3 separate regions of the Homo sapiens genome follow, and regions 1 and 2 are each linked to region 3. The links are chromatin loops, found by intact Hi-C in ENCODE. Cell type or tissue: dorsolateral prefrontal cortex. All regions are shown on one strand.

Region 1 (2,500 bases), 340 kb after region 3:
ACAATAATGATGAATTCTTTATATACACAAATATATTCCAAATGATACTTTGGAGTTATAAGATGCTGGAAGAAAACAAAATTAATATTTTAAATATCATGCCCTATTTAAATGACAGTTAAGCTTTTGGCTGGATCAGGAATCAGCACATCGTTTCATTCAGTTAGGTAAATGCCAGGCTGCAATGACATACTGTAATTACTTAGGGCTTGGGAGAAAAGTACAATTTCCTTTGCTACCTGTAGCTTTAGGTCATGATGTTCTTGTGGCCAACTAGGAGAAACCCTCTGATCACAGAAAGTCCCTTTACTACCAGGTGGGTTGTTGGAGCAGCTGAAAACAGCTTTTCTTAGCTCAGGGTTAGAATCTAATTCTAGACTTGGGTAATTGGATCAACAGCCAGATCTAATTGCCAACAAATAACAGAGTAAAGTTTAGGCTGATTAGCTGTGCAAAGCTATTATTTGGTTTAATGAAAAGTGCAAAATTTGTTCACAGAGCCCTGCGTGGGTGCTCACCATGTCTCTACCAGGCACTCTGTGTGCTACCTGCAGGTGCAGAATCTCATTTAATCCTCACTCCAACCCTATGACTTAGGCGCACTCATTATCCCCATTTTAGGGGTGGAGGGAACTGAGGTTCAGAGCGTGAATTCCCTTGTCCAGGATTGCACAGTGAAGGGCAGAGCTGAGATTCAAATTCAGGGATTCCTGTCTCTAAGACATCCTGAGAAATGATTTTGCAACGATTACTGGACCCTTTGCAACACTGCCTCCCAAACTGCCTTAAAAAAAGCAAAAGTACCCTCAGGATTTGTAAGAGGTGAGATGTCTTCCCCCTGTGCACAGAGCAATCCTCCCTCCAGCCTCGCCCACTGCCCCAGGGGTTGGCAGAGTGGCTCCACCTGCACCTGCACAGGTGGCCCCGCGCCTCTCACACAGGTTCAGCTCCCGCCGGTCCCTGTGCAGAGCGCCCCCTGCCGGTCCCTCTTGGAGGCTGGGCCAGCGTTGCGAGTCTTGCCAGGGACGCGCGCTCTAGCGCCGGAGGCTGGGAACGCACCGCGGTGCCACCGCGTCCTGCAGGGGCGGGGCGCGCACCTGGGGATGCACCTGTCCTAGACCCCCTGCGCCTATTCCTCGCCCGCCCCATCCTTCCCCTTTTCACTTTCCCTGTTCTGCCCTTTCCCTCTATTTATAATAATTTAATTCAATTAGCAGACCCTCTCGCCAAAACATGTACGCGACCACAGAATTCAGCTCGAAGTTTCAAAATTCAGTACATCACAGGCACTTTTTGCAGGTCATCCACCAGCGTTCTGGCCTATTTGGGCCTCAGCAGGGCTTTTCTGATTTAAAGAGAGGAACAGACCACTTCATTTTTTCCCATTTTTTTTTTACTTAATATAAATGAATAAATAAAGCCAACATGTAGTTTCCAAATATGTGATATAGTTTAAATGTTCACATTTGAAGATGTAAATGCCTTTAAGTTGCAGAAGGTATAATGCATAACTCACAAGATGCCTACAAGATTTGGGAACATCATTCCCAGTGCAGTAAAGAAATGTGGTCAGAAGTTTTCAGTGGTGTGTTGAGGATCTGCTTTGCACAATGGTGACAGCTTGGCTGTCACTGGTCATGTAGCTTTCTTTGAACATGACACCAAAGGGCCCAAGTTGATTGCTGTCAAGAACGTGGGGCCTGAGAACTCAGTTTGCCCTCCTTTGCCTGCTAAGACCACCTGATGGAAGCTTTGGCTTCTGTCTCCTGTTTCCAGTACGTGGGGATGCCTGTGTGCATTTGTGTGCATGTGTGTGTGCGGTGTCTGTCTTAGTGAGTGTCCTTGGTGGTCTGGACTTTCTCTCATAGCAGCCTTTGAAGGAGATGCAATGCTTAACTCCCTTCTTGGAGGAGGGGAGGGAGGAGCACAGAATGCAGGTACAAGCATTGGAGGGTAAGAACCTGAGCCCAGGGATGTCTGAGTCAGGAGTACTCACTAGGCTGTTCCAATGCTGCATGAGTGATACAAGAGAAAACTAGGAATTGCAGTGAGGAACAGAACAGCTAAACAGTAGGGGAGCAACGAAAGACTGGTCGGGCGCAGATCCACCTCTTCTAGAGCCCAAGTTCTGGCAGTTGTTTTATAAGATTCAAAGGTCCTGTTTTTGGTGAGACAGAACACAGTGACAGAAAGATAAAAGGCAGAACTCTGTTGCTTACAGTTCCAAAAGAGAGGGAACTTCCAGGCGGGACTATGCAGACGGCTGCGTTGTGGGTGAAGGCTGCATCATGGTCAGGGAAGGCTGCGTCATGGGCAGTGAGGGCTGCGTCATGGTCAGGGAAGGCTGTGTCATGGGCAGTGAGGGCTGCGTCACGGGCAGTGAGGGCTGTGTCATGGTCAGGGAAGGCTGCAGCATGGGCAGTGAAGGCTGCGTCATGGTCAGGGAAGGCTGCGTCATGATCAGGGAAGGCTGCGTCATGGTCAGGAAAGGCTGCGTCAT
Region 2 (2,500 bases), 110 kb after region 3:
TTTTCTGTGAAATCTCTTTTCGTGTCATTTGCCCACTAGCTGATTTTTCATTATTGATTTATATGTATTCATTACATATTTTGGATATTCATTCTTTTAAATTTATGTATCAAATATTATCTTTAGTTTGTCACTTCCCTTCACATTTTCATGGAGTCTTTTGCCTTACGTTGTAAGTATTGCGGTAGTTTAATTATCAATCTTATATTCTGTGGCTTTGCACTTTATCTCTTACACTAAAATCTCAAGGCTTGTCTCCTATAATTTAAAAATAATCCTGTTTGTTTTTTGCATTTCAGTAAAACACACACACACACACACACACACACACACACACACACATAATCCAACACTTAAATTTTTTTAATTCACTCACATTCTGTGGGCTTTCATTCCTTGTATTTGACTTTCAAATTTTATAATATGAATTTTAAATGAGAGCATTTGGTGACCTTTTTGTAGACTGCAAAAGGAGTTGCCTTTTTCCATCATATCTCTTCTTTTTCCTTCTAGTTTTTTTCTCTAATGAGAAAAATGATGATAAGAAGTGTCAGCATGGAATGGTGACGGATGCTGGGCCAAGTATCAGAGGAAAATGGATCGCAGTGTGTCTGTCCATGCACAAACATTTTGTCTCTTTGGGCCTTACTTTTGTCGACCTCAAAGCAAGAGCATTAATGTACAATTATTAAATTCTCTTCTAGGTCTCATACATTTATAATATTATCATGATGAAATGTAATCATTGAAAAGATTTGTATCAGTATTGCCTAAGGCCTTTGACTTGAAAGTAAATTATACATTGAAAACCAAGTGCAAAAAAATCACTGAAAACCTTCTTTAGCATAGTTATTTCCTAAATGCCAATTACAGTAGGTTAGTCTGTTTAGAGATGCTCCATGAAACACCAGTGTAAAGGATAGGTGATCCAGTCAGTGTGAGAGCTGCTTCATAGTGCATTTTCTATTCCTATTCCTCTCTTGGAGATTTCCAAACACACATTAGCTTATTAAACCCTGCCATTTTGTAGGGGCAGATGCCTGTCACCAAACCCCAGAGCATGCAGGATGCTCAGCCTGGTGTGTACCGACTCTGCTTGTCACCATGCCACAGCCAATCACGGTGCCTTTTTGGATTGTCCTGCCTTGTTAATTACTGTTTGGGCAGCTTGTCCTAATCCCCTATCCTAGGAACAGGGCCAGACTCAACAGAAGACATCTCTTGTCCTTGCTGAATTTACTATTGTTTTGCTTCTGCACATGGCTCTGGAGAGCTGAATGGAGCTTTCAAGTAGGGCCCGTTTTAACAGAGATTTCTGGGCTCTGGCTTAGACCCACCTATGTAGATGATGCCCTGTGATGAATGCCACGTTTCTGTTTTCAGAAAGAGGCAGCAAAGTTATCATTATGACAACTTTACAGTGAAAAAGCACTGTAGCCTGGCTTCAGTCTGGCATCTAAAATAAAATAATAACCAAAATAAGGACACTGGCTTTGAATTTATTCCACCTTTTCTCCCTGGCTCAGTTTTCCATTGTGAACCTATACATGGCAACAGTTACGCAGAAAGATGGCAAAAGGAAGTGCCTGCCTACAGCCAGCCGTGTGTGTGTGTGTGTTTGTGTGTGTGTGTGTGTGTGTGTGTGTGACATTTCTGGCAATTCCTAGCATTTCTCTGCATATGAAGGTGATGAGAATGAACACCCCCTCTGTAATGAAACCAAGTGCTAGCAGATAGCTTGGCCTCTTCAGTAATTTAAGGTCTTCATATAGGCATTTGCAAAGACAGAGCTGTGATAGCAAACATCTTGCTTAGCGCTCAAAAGAGAAAACATTTCTGTCATCCAGAAATCTGCTTATTTATCTCTTAGGAAAGGATTTATAAATATAGTTTTAGGAAGATAGAAACCATTCCATTCTGGATGATCCTGTTAGGTTTCTCCATTTGTTTGCTTTGCATCTGAGGACTTTCCTAGTTCATTGGCTGTTTTTCTCTTTAACAAGTGGATATGATGCCTCGCTTGATGTTTATTTTCAATCATGATAGAAACTGTGAACTATCTCTAGGTTAAGAAGTGAAATTTTAAGTGCTATGCACTGATACTTTTTTGGTCCCTGAGAAGCTAATAAGAGAACTTTAAATGTAGAACTTAAAATTCCTGCACTGAATTGGACTCATTAAAAACTTAAAATACACCTCACCATCCAAGGCCCTCAAGCAATCTGAACAGAAGGTGCTCTATGTCTTAAAAGAAGAAATACGCAGTTTGAGTTTACTAGAGTGCAACAAACAACCATTGACGATTCAAGGGAATTCTGGAGTGATTCCTAATTGGGGGGTAAGGGAGGGGAGTCTGGAGTGGAGGAGAGGCAACTGCACATTTCAGGAGGGGGAACAATGGGGTGGAGGAAATGAAAGGTGGAAGGAGTAAGAATAAAGACCCGACTAGGGGGAGAGAGAGGAGAGGGAAGGAGAAGAATGCAGGAAACCGTAAAGTACT
Region 3 (2,500 bases):
CTGGTGCACCTTGTGTTCTCTCTGAACCTGAACTTGACTCTCTTCTTGGCTCATAAGGAGGGCAGTGATGAGAAGTTCTTTTCAGCTGGGCCTCATTGCTCCTTCCTCATTTCCTGCTCTCAGGGCCCACCTCGTTCTGTCCAGTGGTAAATACCTCTCTAGGAAATCGGCAGACTGAATAGGGCCTCATTTCACGTTCAGAACGCGGGCCACACGGTCTACCTGCCAATGGGAAAAAGAATGGTGTTACTATGTGACATTTTGGGATTAAAGGGAAGAGTGTTAGCTTTTCAGTGTATTTCTCAGGACACAGTCCCGTGGCTTCATAAAATGCTCCTAAATTCAGATATTATATTTTGTTGCAATCTGGTTTGAGGACAGAATAAGGCTCTGGTAGCTGACGTTTATGGCTTTCCATATACACTTTCAGACAAAATTTGTATTGCATTTTGCTTGAGTTATGGTGGGACAGGAGTGTAAACCTTACACTGCTATTTCAGATAAAATGGAGGCTTTGGCTACAATGAAGAAGAGAAGGTGCAGCTTTACATTTCTTGTAAATCAATTTTTGAGAGGTATAAAATACCTTCTTAAAAGATAAAGAAAACAATAAACCAATCTACAGTGAAAACAGAGCATATTAAAGTTTGCATTTATTTTAATTTCCTTTTCCTTATTTGTAAATAAATCAGAATTTAAGCCTTATGTTGGACTTCCCCTAAATTTTACGAGAAGTAAAATTCAAGCCACTCACTTCCAAGTCTGGTGTGCCTGCTTAGCCCAGCTGAAAGATATTGTGATGCTGCATAAGGCAGATGTTTCCTGCTGACGGTGTTCCTGTTGCCAAGTAATTCATGAGCAAATTCACCTGAATTTCACTTCCTGGTTTGGAGAGGGGAAGTAAACCAATGACAAAAAGCACTAATTTAAATTTCATCTGGAGAGGTGCTTCTGCATTGCTCGACATTGTCAAAATACAGATTGCCCCTTGGTGGCGGCAGCAGCTAAAACTTTAGATGAGGCTAATTCTTCAAAATCATTTCTCCCTCCTCTATCTTTTGATCCAAATCCTGCCAAGCCTGTATGGACATCATTCTGGAGGAAACCCAGGTCTATACTATGGAAGGGACTATATCGTGTGTTTAAATAGATTTGAGATAATTTAAAGGAAGTTATGAGGTCGTTTTCAATTAACATATTGTGTTTTCTCTTGACACTACAGATTTGTTGAAGTCATGGTTTTGATGGCAGTTTAATGTCACACACATAGTGTGGCTTAAATCACTTATTTGATCATTTCCCTAATGACAGGTTTTTGGGCTGCTTCCAGTGTGTTGCTGTTATAAATCATGCTTGCGATAAACATACTTGCACATTAATCTCCTTCCTGATCTCTTGATTATTTCCTTAGAACAAATTCCTAGGTGAATTCCTGGGATGGGCATTTTTAAGTATCTTAATGCCCAATTTCTGAATTGCTTTCTGAATGTTAGCCGTGTCCTCCAGAGCTTCCGATTGGCTGAACATAGTCTCTAGTTCCTTGGGGGCAGAATTCATGACTGCATTGTCCCTGTAATATTTTTACATGCCACAATGCTGGAAAGATAATAAGTGAATAATAAGTATATTTAGGTAAGTAATTGGAGGAATGAATAAGTAATTACCCTGCTGGAGTAATGAATCTAACAAGGGACTGGCCATGTTGATGACATTTGAGGAGAATTTGCTTTCTGAATGCCTTCTTAGAAAAAGGATGCATCAGCCCGTACGTGGGCTGTATCTTTTTCACAATCTAGTTACGATTTTCTCACCCTCTAGAAAAGGAAAGCTCACCAAGCACAGCCCCAAACAGGCCAAAAAGTGTTTAAATCAATAGAAGCTATATTTTGCAGAATTTTTAATGGCTGCAGAAAAATACGCCACCAGGAGCCAGAGGGAATGGAGTGGGATTTCTCTGCTGTTTCCTCCTCTGGGATGCTGCATTTTAAGCGCCACGGTCAGGTGCCATTTCTTCTTGCACTGGTTGGAAAACAGGACTCCAGTGGTGGAGGTTCATTTTAGGGCAAAAGAAAAAAAAGTCTCTGTCTGCCCTTGGCCTGCTTTGCTGACCCTGGTTCCTGGTGGGCTGTCTTCACTTTGAAAAAGCTTGTTGGGTCTTTGCTGTCTGTGTTTTCCCATTTGAAAGAAACATGCTAAGAAACACACATACATGTATGTACTCATGTGTACATGTTTATGTATATGTGCTGTGTGTTTTAATTAACAAAATAATACATGGTTGTAACAAATTAAAAGAAAGCAGAAACATAAATGGTGAAAAACAAAAACTTTCGCCTTTGGGTTCTATAGACACACAAACATAAATATATACATTTACATATACATATGTAGAATTTTAAAACTTTACCAAATAGGATCAAATATGACACATTTGATTTTTGTTTTTTTTACACTTTATTTGTTTTTTTATCCTTAATGTCATATTGTGGCCATCTTTTCA

Evidence for each region. Hi-C counts contacts between places; a loop is a spot of excess contacts. Peaks named below come from ENCODE experiments on the same cell type or tissue, not always from the same donor. Only the 100,000 strongest peaks of a DNase experiment are listed, where the experiment ranks them.
Region 1: it touches region 3 in a loop (4-fold over the local background); 4 of 110 quality-filtered maps call a loop at or near these places.
Region 2: a loop joins it to region 3, with 4 times the contacts of the local background. A loop is called at or near these places in 4 of 110 quality-filtered maps.

The regions. Positions count from the first base shown.
Region 1 is chr12:125,682,970-125,685,469 of GRCh38, forward strand. No RefSeq gene overlaps it. Among named protein-coding and RNA genes, the nearest start is that of LINC00939, 300 kb to the right of the region's middle. RefSeq lists a silencer at 888-987. In dorsolateral prefrontal cortex, a CTCF peak has its summit at 982 (motif pointing left); a DNase peak (open chromatin) is centred at 982; H3K27me3 peaks cover 630 bases.
Region 2 is chr12:125,452,774-125,455,273 of GRCh38, forward strand. All of the region lies in intron 3 of TMEM132B (transmembrane protein 132B), which reads left to right. Among named protein-coding and RNA genes, the nearest start is that of TMEM132B, 270 kb to the left of the region's middle. In dorsolateral prefrontal cortex, no CTCF peak of the experiment used is centred here; a DNase peak (open chromatin) is centred at 1,108; H3K4me3 peaks cover 1,060 bases; H3K27ac peaks cover 2,500 bases.
Region 3 is chr12:125,345,660-125,348,159 of GRCh38, forward strand. All of the region lies in intron 1 of TMEM132B (transmembrane protein 132B), which reads left to right. Among named protein-coding and RNA genes, the nearest start is that of TMEM132B, 160 kb to the left of the region's middle. In dorsolateral prefrontal cortex, CTCF peaks have their summits at 992 and 1,206; a DNase peak (open chromatin) is centred at 988; H3K27ac peaks cover 1,099 bases.